Regions from separate parts of the Homo sapiens genome. Here all the other regions are linked to region 2. The links are chromatin loops, found by intact Hi-C in ENCODE. Cell type or tissue: Calu3. All regions are shown on one strand. Each heading gives the region's core, and the rest is flanking DNA. Links, peaks and the distances in the headings are about the cores only.

Region 1 (3,751 bases), core at 495-2,994, 150 kb after region 2:
GACAAAAATATGTTAAGATTTGATCTTTAGCCACAGTCCTTCAGAAGTTCTTCAGCAAAGGGATTGTCAGAATAAAGTGGGTACATCTATATTAAGAAACAAAAGATAATTTATATAAAAAAATCTTTTCATTAATGTGTTTTTCTAAATTTTTAAAATATAAACATTGTAAAGAATATAATGAATGAATAATTCTGGTGTTCAGGAATGTAAATCGGATTAGTTAGATGAGAAAATTATGAGATTTGGGGCAATTTTTAAGCTCTTTAGGTTATATGTGGGTTACTAGTACTATAATTTTATGAAACAACACTTTTTAACATTTAGTGTTCTTTATTGAGTAGCATGGGTGCTTCAGAGATGGCTTTGACCTGGATATTTTTATCCAGAAAACAAGAGATTTTTGTTTTATTATGAAAGACCCCCAGTAAATAAAATATTTCAGAGTCTTTCCACTTTAATTCTCTCTGTGGTAAATACACAGCCATAGACCTGTTATTACTTTACCATCCGATAGAGATATAACATGAGTCACATAAGTAATTGAAAATGTTGTAACAGCTGCATTTATAAAAAGTAAAAAAAAGGTATAATTTAAATAATATATCTAACCAGAGGATCCAAAATATTGTAATTTCTAAATGCAAAAACTAAATGACTGAAATACTGTACCTATTTTGTACTAAAATCTTTGAAATCTGGTATGTATTTCACACTTATAACACCTCATAATTTGGACTAGCCACATTTCAAGCACTTAGTAGCTGCATGTGGCTACTGGCTATTGTATTCTACATAGCCTTGGAAAATCTCGAAGACTCAATCTTTTACAGTGTGATTCAGCTCAATGTTAGTTATGACAGAGAAGGAAGCACTGAAAGCCACTGTGGAGCCATCTGGCCCAGCCTACTCATTTTATAAATGAGGACACTGAAGGTCAAGAAGGGTCAGTTACTTGCTCAAGGTCACCCAACTACTTTGGGGGTAGAGCTTAGACCAGGTTCCAAGTCTCTTCCTGAATTTTAATTTATTTTTAGTTCTGTTAAAATATGCTGCTTTTGTTGGCTGCTTATGTAAAGGTGTTGACATGTGAAGTGTAAGAGAATAACAAGCACAAAACCAACTAACAACCAAATAAACAAAATAGGGAATTGTTCAGATAGTCTTGAAACTTTGAATGTTGAAGGAATACCACTCAGGTAAAGGATTATTTGTTAAGATTCTTGCATAAACTGCATATCACTTCATTAGACTCTATCATATTTTTATAAATAAATATTGATATTATAAGTAGATATATTAATTGAATTGTAGCCATTATAAACAATTTATTTTGGTATCTCTCTCAGCCCCAAACAGGAAAATAATGGCAGGGCTTGCATTTCATTTTACATTGAGTTACTGGAGTTTTTAACTTGGATTGTTGTGATTGAAGCCTTGATAGGAAAATGACTGAGTCCCTGTCTCATATTCATTGGCCCACAGAGACTCAAAGAAGAAAAGATCGTTCATTCTTCTGCATTTTTCTTTCCTTAGACAATATCTGCAATTAAGCCCCACCTGACAGGGCTAGTAAAATGCTGCCGATTACAATTTATCTAGAAAGCATAGACGGGAAATATACAGGTCTTCTTTTACAGAATTGGCAGCTGATGGTTATTGAACCTGAGCTAACATTCCCAAATGAAATGAGGTGGGGCAATTTGAGTCATATGATAACAATGTTGTCATCCTGGAGAACAGTCTCGGTATGAATCAGCACAGTTCTGTGAAAATTAAACATGTGAACACCAAGCAAATGCCACAGAACCTCCTTCAGTTACAGGCATGCATACCTGTATCCATAGGAGGGCCCCCCACTAGAGCGTGAAGTGGCCCAATGTTCCTGGAGAAAGAGAGGGGCTGCTGTCACCGACTAGACGAGGTTTGTAATAGTATCGTCCTGTTTTCACTCTCCACAGTAGAAAATTTCTACTAGGCTAACAAGGCAGAGGGTAATGAGAAACATGCCAAGTTTAAAAAAAAGAAAAAGAGCAAGAAGGAGGGGTCTAACCTACGAACAGGAAACAAATGTGATCAATTACTCCAAGTGTGGAGCTCACAGATACCTTATCTTAGGGCTCCTTAAAATAAAAGCCTGATTGTTACCAAATGCGTCTAAGAAGTGAGGGAGAAAAACACTGGGGGAGGGGGGAAAGGGGAGGATGAGAGGGAGGGGAATGGGGGTGAACATGACTTTATATTGATGTAAAAAAATGCAGTTCCACTCTGGTTCTCAGTCTCCTGAAGTATTTAGAGAAGTGGTTAACAACCAATCATAGCCTTAACTGTGCAGGCAGTAAAACAACTCAATATTTGAAAAATAAAAGTACCCAAATATGACATGAGGGCAGGGGGAGGTAGACCGAAATAGTAATGTATCATGCTGCTGAAGATGCAGTCATTCTAAGGCATTTGTTCTGTTCTTCATAATTATTTGACTAAAATGTTTTAAAGACAGTCTGTTTTTTGAAATGATTGCAAATAAAAGGTCTATGGCAATAAATGTGTAGAAGTTATTAATCTTTTCTTTGACTCAGAATTGAAATATTCATTTTTACATTAGCTGTCTGGCAAGGAAGTCTACATATAAAATGTTTACTTCTCTTATGAAATAAATAATAATAGTAATTACAGTGTTAATACCACTCATCTTTAAAGGATTGCTTTGTAGTTCCTGAAGAAGAACGAGGTAGAATCCCATGAAAAGGTGTGAGTATATTCTACTCATCCTCAAATCAGGAGGGAAATCTCATAGTTAAGGCTATGAGTCAGGACCTCAGGGCTGGTGGATCTTGGCTACATATTCCCCAAATTTCCCATAAGTGCAATAGAATTAACACTATCCCTTTCTTGGAGATCCTGGGTCAGTAGGTGTTACAGGATTATGTTATGAGGTGTGACTATAAAGTAGTAAGATTGTTTTTCACACTCCACACCCAGAAACAGCCTCTTTTTACTTCAGTGAATAAAAACATACTAATTTTTCTAAGGGCATTCACCTCATCTGGTCCTTATGCACATGTGTGCACACACAGACAGAATCTGCAATATTCCCATCTTTCTCCACTCTCACATACACTACCACTGCTTTCTCAGGGAACATTGACAAATGCATATGGAATAGAGTTATTTCGGTTGCTAGAAATATTTTTTTTTAAGGCTCAGTGTCTTGCTGGGAAGATGCCCTGTAGATAAGCAGAGAAATAATCGCCCATTTTCAGAGGACTTTGTTAGAATGGTCTTGTCATCCTGTTCTGCCCATATTTTTCCAATTAAGTTCTAGCCTGTTGGAATCGAATGTCTTCATGGGATGGCAGACTGCTCAAGTAGGCTATTTTGCACATATTCTGTAGCATGCTTAGCAATGGGGCTTGTCAGTCAGTCAACACGTATTTATTGGGCGTTTATGTGGCGAACCAGACAAATCCATTCCCTGAGCTCTTGCTCTTATGTTCACAGAGGCCTGTCATCCACACAGAATTTCTAATAGAAATTTTCTTTTTCAAAGTGAACTCATCTACATTTGAATCAGAAGAAGGGAAGGTGAGAGTAATTGAATGCTTTTGTTATGGGTCATTTCAATTCATTTAAGGGTAGATAACTTCTCTTGTAGATATCTTTCAGTTAATTCTAACTCCTCCTCATTTTTTGTCTTTTATTTGTGGTTAGTATGATTATGAAAGAAACACATGCATATAGTAAAATTCAA
Region 2 (3,751 bases), core at 732-3,231:
AGCAGCTCTGGTTATTGAGGAGAACAGTTCTTCTCTTATTCTGACTATACTCTTTTTTTTTTTTTTTTTTTTTTTTTTGTGGGTAATCTGTCTTTTCTCTCTGCAAGCTTAAGATTTTTCTCTGTATCCTGGACCTTTTGAAGTCTTACTGCAACATCTCTAAGTTTGGACTTTTCTTTTTTGGTACTTCTTGTGACTGTTTCTAGTGCTCATGTCTTTTATTAATTCTGGAAAACTTAGCCATGATCTGTTCAAATATTGTATCTCTTCTGTCCTTTCCTTCTGGTATATATATGTATACATATAAACATATGGATATTTATATACTCATATGTATATAGTTTTATATCTCTTAACTCTGATTTATTTAAATATCTTTATCTCTTTACATTCTGTGAGATTTATTGTTTCTTCGTAAAATTAACTAATTTTCCCTTCAGCTGTGTGCAGTTTATTCTTTAGACCATGTGTTGAATTTTTTACTTCACGCTTTTCCATCTAAAAATTTCCAATTGGTTTTTTTCATAAGTATTGTTTTTTCTATAGCCCTACTTTTGTTTCACTGATGCTAATGCTCCTTTTCCTCTTAGAGAATTGTAAACATCATTATTTAAAGTCCATTTCAGATTGCTTAGTTATTTCTATTTCTTTGTATAGGTTTCCCTTCTATTGGGCTTATCAATTACCTTTACAGTGCTGATTTTCTTGTGTAAATTTATTTTTTAAGAGCCTATCTTGCATGGGAATTTTCTTGAATTCATTCTTCCCTGTATGGTAATTCAGCAGTTGCCTCAACTCCACCAGGTCTTGTGATAGTGTGGATAGAACAGCCTTCTGTTCAGAGGCTGGCAGTGAAGTTTTAACTCTGGCTTTATGCAGTGTACTTGGGTCATGTGTGGGGCAGGCTCAGGCCCTTTTCTGTATAAACACTGAAACCCAAAACCTACTGTTCATCTTTGGGCATAAACCGAGCATCCTTTAGTATTGTAGGTTTCCTTTTCTTTTATGGTCCATGAAAACTTTCTTGCTTTTGGACAGAGTTTCACTTTCATATATTTTAAAAATCATTATCCATTATTTCTCGCTTTTGAACAGGGGGCAATTTTGGCATGTACTTACACTGCCATTTTGGTCTGTTATTTTCGTGGGATTTAAAAATAAGTTTTATTTTCAATAAATATTTTTCACACAGGTAAACATGTTTTTACTAAATCTTCTTTATTAATTTAAGATATAATATTTCAAATTACACTTAACTGATATGGAAGAAATAATTGTGAACATTGGTACAAATTATGTATTTTGTCATCTTGTACTTCAAAGCTCCTTGGATTAAACATTAATGAAGAAGAATCAATAGAGAGAACAGAAATAAAGCGCATATTCAGTTGAAGTCTGAAGGAGTTTTTAAGACTCTAGAGAAGAGAAGGTGTAAAATACTAACTTTTGTTTTTTCAGCTGATTTATCAATGTGATTCACACATTTCTGAGGCCACAAACAGGATATATGGCATATGTTGGCCTAAGAAACAAAACAAAACAAAACTCTTCTTTTGTACTTTATTCGATAAATAGCTAAAGCCTACATATGGAATTTTTGTACTGATTCACTCAACAAACACATTGACTTTATATGAGTTGAACTTTATTTAGACATAATGAGAAGCCATTGGAATGTCTGAAATGTGAGGAGACATAATCAGAATTATGCTTTAGGATGTTTGTTTTGGCAAAGGTATGCAGGATGAATTACAAGAGAGAAAAACTGGCCGGGAGCTGTGTCTCATGCCTGTAATCCCAGCATTTTGGGATGCCGAGGCGGGTGGATCACCTGAGGTCAGGAGTTTGAGACCAGCCTGGCCAACATGGTAAAACTCCATCTCTACTAAAAATACCAGTAAAAGAAAAAAAATTAGCCGGGCCTGGTGGCAGGCACCTGTAATTCCAGCTACTTGGGAGGCTGAGGCGGGAGAATCACTTGAACCCAGGAGGCAGAGGTTGCAGTGAGCTGAGATCACACTACTGCACTCCAGCCTGGGCAACAGAGTAAGACTCCATCTCAAAAGAAAAAAAAAAGAAAAAGAAAAAGAGAAAAATTGAAGAATTAGAGAGCTAGTTAGTGGGCTATTGCAAAAGAAGCATTGGGAGTAAATGATAAGGACCTGAAGTAGGTTGTGGCAATAGGGATAGAAAGAACAATATAATAAGGTAAGAATAAGCAGGACTTGGTTGCTGATAGTAAGTGGGAAGCAAGGAGTCAAGAGAAGTCAAATATGAACTGTGGCATGGGGAGAATAATATTGCCATTAAAGAAATTACTAAATCAGACTGCTAGGATTAAGGAACTAAAGAGTCTGCTCATTTTAATGTGTTATGAATTTATAAACTCTTTTTCAGAAGGAATGGTAGCAATAAAGAGGGAAGAAATAGGGTAATAGTTTGAATGGATAGAAGGCTAAAATCTTTCTTAAAGTTTATGCATGCTTGGCTGTGTTTACTGAATATAATCTATTTTATGGGGGTCCCAAAGAAAATTTTTCTGTAGCCATCACAGCTACCTGTAAACATTTATTGTTCATTACCATATGTTTAGAAAATAGAATCAAGAAAGAGCCATTATTTTCTTTTTGATTTTCACATGATTTGGATTTTCCACTGAAGTTCAAGCAAAAGTCAACTTGGGATCTTGGGAATGAACTAAGACGTGGAAATGCTTAGGTCCAACCATGCTCTGAGGAAGGCTTTATGATGGAGATGGAATCAGATACTGAACGAAAGAATTTGAAGTCATTGCAGGGTTATCTCCAGCCAGAGGGGAAATGGCCAGTCAGGAAGAACAACTGGCACAAGGAGCCAGAGCAGTGGCTTGCCGATAACCCTTGGGAAGAGCAACCCTCTCTTTAAGGAAGTCACAGAATTAGCTTCCTGAAAAAACACATTAGTTTGACGATTCACTTGATCTCAAATGAGGTATGGATCATGGTGATTCTTAAAAAAAATGAGGCAGTTTTAGAAAACTTGAGGAAATCCCTCTTTTAGGTTACAAACACCACAAGGGTTTTAAAACAAAAGCTCTTAGCTAAGGGATAATAATTTCCATATGCACGTTTGGTTCTAACATGAGAATATGTTTCCAAAGACGGGTGTATTGTCTGTCTTCAAGGGAATCTTTAAGGCTTATAGAGGCAACTGGCTAGCCACTGAATTCCAGTGAACTCCTGATAGACTCTGCCCATCCCTAATATGTTTTCAATGGTGAGAAATTCTGCCACTGGCCACTGCAGAATTTTCTTTGCTTCCAATTTCCCCATAACAACAGGGCTTTTTCTTGTTTGAGGAGGCTCCCATATCCTAAATGCAGATCCAAGAGAAAAGCTTTGCATGTCCTCATTTGTTCTCCATATTTGTGACTTCTAGTTGGAGTCGACCCTTTTACTGGTAGGGTCGTTATGCTTACTATGTGTCAGGCACTGTTTTGAAGACTTTACAGGTATAGCTCATGAGATCCTCACATCAGTCTTATGACACAGCTCTATTATTATCTATTCTAAAAGAAGAGGAAAGGACAACCCCAACCTGCTGAAAGTTTTCAGCTAGTAAGCGGCCAGCCATCAATTAACATCACTGTGCCATGCTGCCTTCTGTAAGTACAATGTGACTAATGGCTTTGAAACTGAAGAGCTTTTGTGAGTGACTGGTTCATAGTTTTGATAGTGAGGCCAGTGTCCAAATTACCAGTATATTCAGGTTT
Region 3 (3,751 bases), core at 495-2,994, 200 kb after region 2:
ACCATGTTTACGAGTATGAGAAGCATTGTAGGTCAGTTCTCAGGTTCATCTCAGGCAAAACACCTTTAAGTTTCAAAAGTGCCAAGTCTATTCCTGTTATTTATTTTCCTCACTCCTTTATTACTATAATTCCATTACTTCTTTGTGAATCAAGTCATGTTATGCTCCTTGTAACTGGCTCTGGGAAAAGCTGGTAAACAATCTTTAGGGGAACTAGGCGTGGATTTCAGTTGAAAACTCTGCCCATGTAGCTAATTCCTATTTGCTCAGAATGCCCTGAGTTTACTGATGGTCTACAAAGAACTTGTGTGGATGTAATCTTGCTGGCAAATCCACAATACAACATAATCATGGCTTCTTACAGAGCAAGTTTATTGCAGCTGTTGAGGGACCATAACTAAACCTTCCTTCTGCGTCCACCAGCCTGCCGCCAAGAATATTTCTTTGGCGTTCTTGCTCTTCTCACTCCCACTCACTCTGTTCTCACAGATCTGGGAGTGTTATAGGATGCCACTTGTCTGTCCTGCTGATTTTCTCATGTCCTGCCTGAAAACTTAACCTAAGATCATTGTTGTGAGTAAGAGGGCAATGACTTAGGAGTCCCATAGCTGGAGGGGGAAAGCAAGGGCCACTACAGACTGCTGGGGAGGCATCTATGTGGGTCTGGTCAAAAAAGTGACTTGAGAATGGTGAGGCTCAGGTTTCATTTCCCTTTTCACTCATCAGGTGTTTAAGTTACTGGAACCTATTCTTGAGTGCTAAAGGTGTTCTATCTGAACAGACTATGGTTGAATCAGGCCAGAGCAAGGTCAGTTGGTTCAACCAATATGTTACTGTTGTATGAGAGCTGAAAGGCCTGAAAAAGGAAAACAAACAAGCAAACAAACCATCAAACAAAACCTCACTTTCTTCCTCCACTTGTCCATGAATATACTTGTGATTGTAATACTTGTTTTTTATTCTCTTTGTGCAGTCATTTCTAAAGTTCTGTGAAAAGGTGTCTTTGCTTTGTTTTGTTTTGGTGGAGGTAGAGAGCAGCACGGGCAATGTCCCTGGTACAATTTACCCAGAAACTGAGTATTTATGTTGACTTTAAGGAGAAGAAGAAGAAATGAAGTTTTCCCCAGATATTTGAGGATAGGTAGGTAACATTGATGTTCAAACATAAAAAGAATTTGAGAGAATGCTACTAGTTTATTTTACCTTCTTGCAATGTTGTTTTAAAGGCATAATGGAAATGTTTTCTACAAGTACTATGCCCTACAATAAAGTAATTTAATTCATTTATAAAAATCTCAACTTTGAAATACTATATTGTATTTTGAAAGTGATATTGTACTTTTTAATGTTTTTTCATAATTATACATCATCATCTGAGACATTTCTGATACCACTTTATAATTTTAGAATAGCAGATTCAACTCAACCCTTTTAAAAATTTAGGTACATTGAAATTTGGGTATGCTGCCACCAGGTGGTGGCAAATCCTTCGAGTCACGTGTTATTGTAATTTAACTTTTTTTAACCCTTTTAAATAAAAGCAATAGGAAATCTTTCTTTAAACAATATCTTACTCAGAAACCCAATATATAAAATAGATAAAAGTCAACCTAGATCCTATGGTGAAAGTGGGACAGGAGGTTCAAAGCCAAAGGTCTGTGCTCATATCTTTCCTCTGATGATCTCTGAGGAACCTCAGGAAGACAGTTTGAAAATCCCCATCTCAATTATAATGCACATATTTTACGTAACATTAAGATAGAAAACATTTTTTTTTAAATAAAGAAAACTAAGCAATAGAAAAGATAATCTTCTAGAGCAGGAAGAAAGACCGAGAAAGCATTTATCAGAGCAAATGGAGGAAAAAGAGGGTGCTTGTGGATCCGGATCAAATGTGATGTGGTGAGTGAAGCAGGCATGGGCAAGAGCATGAATATAAGCCCAAACTGCTGAGAACTCTGTCCAAGCAGACCAAGCTCTGTTTGGGCACAGTCAGGACGTACTGGAGATTTTGGAAGAAGGACTGAGGCAGGAGGGTATGATTGTCCTGAGAGTCAATGATTGACTGAACTTCTTCAGATTTTTAGATTCATCATTGTCCAATAAGCTCCTTAGAGCTGGGGCTGGGATCCCAGAGTATAAGGTCATCAACTTAAAGGCTGATAAGCCTTGAGCTGTATTTGGTTGTTTGTTTGTTTTTCTAGTGGCTTCTCTCCCATGTGATGAGAGAGGACAGAACAGACTGCATAGCTGCCTGTTTACCCAGCTCCATACAATGGGGACATTTGAGCAGAGACCAGGCTACTGCTTCTGCCCCTCTTGAGTCTTGTCTTGGCTAACATTTTTACTTTGTTTGTGACCTTACGCCAGTGCCCTCCCAAATGATCAATACATTAGTTAAAAGCAATGTTTTTCTCTGTGTTTGGCTAACTTTCCCCTGAAAACACCTGCCTGTAGAAATTGCAAACTCTCCCAGAAACTATTTTCTAAAATGATTATTTTCTCTCAAAATATCTTAAAATACGGAACCTAATGCAAGCTTTGAACAGACATGTAGATAAGGCAAGTATAGTGATATAACTATTCTACATTACAGAAAACCAAGATCCTGGAAGGTTAAATGGAAATACAACAACTTAAAAAAAAACTCACTAATCAACTAACCAAAAAAAACCCATAAATAGTTAATGATAAACCAATAAAATCACTAGGGTGTCTTAAATCATATAGTTGTTCTAAGAAGTGTGTGTGTATAACCTACATGCAGTAATGAGTTTCTAGTTGACATGATAGAGCAAGGTTAGAAAGAGGAAATGTTAGAATTAGGCAAAATGATAGAAAATGCAAGAATGATTGGAAATAGCCCTGAGCCTCTCAGGCTGAGGTCTCCACCTGAGGACTGTGATCAGGTTATTTCAGTGACTCTCACCTGTTACTGGGGCTAGACACTGTAGATCACACTGGCTGGTAATCCCATAAAGTATCAAATCATTGATTCAATAAATATAAGCTGAATACCTACTATGTTCCAGGCACTATTCTGAAATCTAGACAAACTCCATACCCTCATGGACTTTTTAGTAGGGGCAAAGAAAATGAATAAATACAGAAACAAATAACTATATAATGTTTGGTAATAATAACTGCTATCAAGAAAAGTGAAGATGAGGAAGGGGATAAAGAGTAAAGGGGGAATTGTAGCACACAGAAGGTTTGGTACTTAGAGCAGGGGTCAGGTGTAGCCCCTCTGAGCAGGGACACTGGAACAGAAACCTGAAAGGAATAACAGTGAGCCATGGGGCTAGCTTCAGAAAAAGCATTTCAGCCTAAGAGAATAGCAAGGCCAAGGCGGCCGAAGAAGAAACCAACTTGATGTTTCAAAGAACCAGAAAGCCAAACACACGAGGCTAGTGCGAATGAATGAGAGAGGAGCAGTGAGGTCAGAGAGGAAGGGCCTCAAAGGCCATGGTGAGGAGTTTGGACTGAATGTGATGGGAAGCCAGGAGAAGACCCTGACGGCTGTGTGGTGAATAGACGGTGGGGTGAGCGTGAAACCATGAAGGTGAGTTAGGAACCTACTCTGGAATTCCAAGAGTCATGATGGTGGCTGGAACTAGCACTGCTCATGCCAGATAACTTTCTCTCAGACTCTCGGCATGCTCTGTTGATTTGTTCTAGCTGACTCCTCCTGCGATAGGTATTTAAAAGACAAATGTCAGCCACCCCTTTGCTAGTCATGGAGGTACCTATT

The links. A loop is a pair of places that touch in the nucleus more often than their neighbours do. Peaks named below come from ENCODE experiments on the same cell type or tissue, not always from the same donor. Only the 100,000 strongest peaks of a DNase experiment are listed, where the experiment ranks them.
Region 1: a loop joins it to region 2, with 2.3 times the contacts of the local background. A loop is called at or near these places in 3 of 110 quality-filtered maps.
Region 3: it touches region 2 in a loop (3.0-fold over the local background); 4 of 110 quality-filtered maps call a loop at or near these places.

The regions. Positions count from the first base shown.
Region 1 is chr3:169,347,522-169,351,272 of GRCh38, reverse strand. The region is part of intron 2 of MECOM (MDS1 and EVI1 complex locus); the gene reads left to right. Among named protein-coding and RNA genes, the nearest start is that of MECOM-AS1, 98 kb to the left of the region's middle. In Calu3, for the core only: no CTCF peak of the experiment used is centred there; a DNase peak (open chromatin) is centred at 1,792.
Region 2 is chr3:169,495,674-169,499,424 of GRCh38, reverse strand. The region is part of intron 1 of MECOM (MDS1 and EVI1 complex locus); the gene reads left to right. Among named protein-coding and RNA genes, the nearest start is that of MECOM-AS1, 50 kb to the right of the region's middle. In Calu3, for the core only: no CTCF peak of the experiment used is centred there; DNase peaks (open chromatin) are centred at 894 and 1,804.
Region 3 is chr3:169,293,051-169,296,801 of GRCh38, reverse strand. All of the region lies in intron 2 of MECOM (MDS1 and EVI1 complex locus), which reads left to right. Among named protein-coding and RNA genes, the nearest start is that of MECOM-AS1, 150 kb to the left of the region's middle. In Calu3, for the core only: a CTCF peak has its summit at 1,486 (motif pointing right); a DNase peak (open chromatin) is centred at 1,471.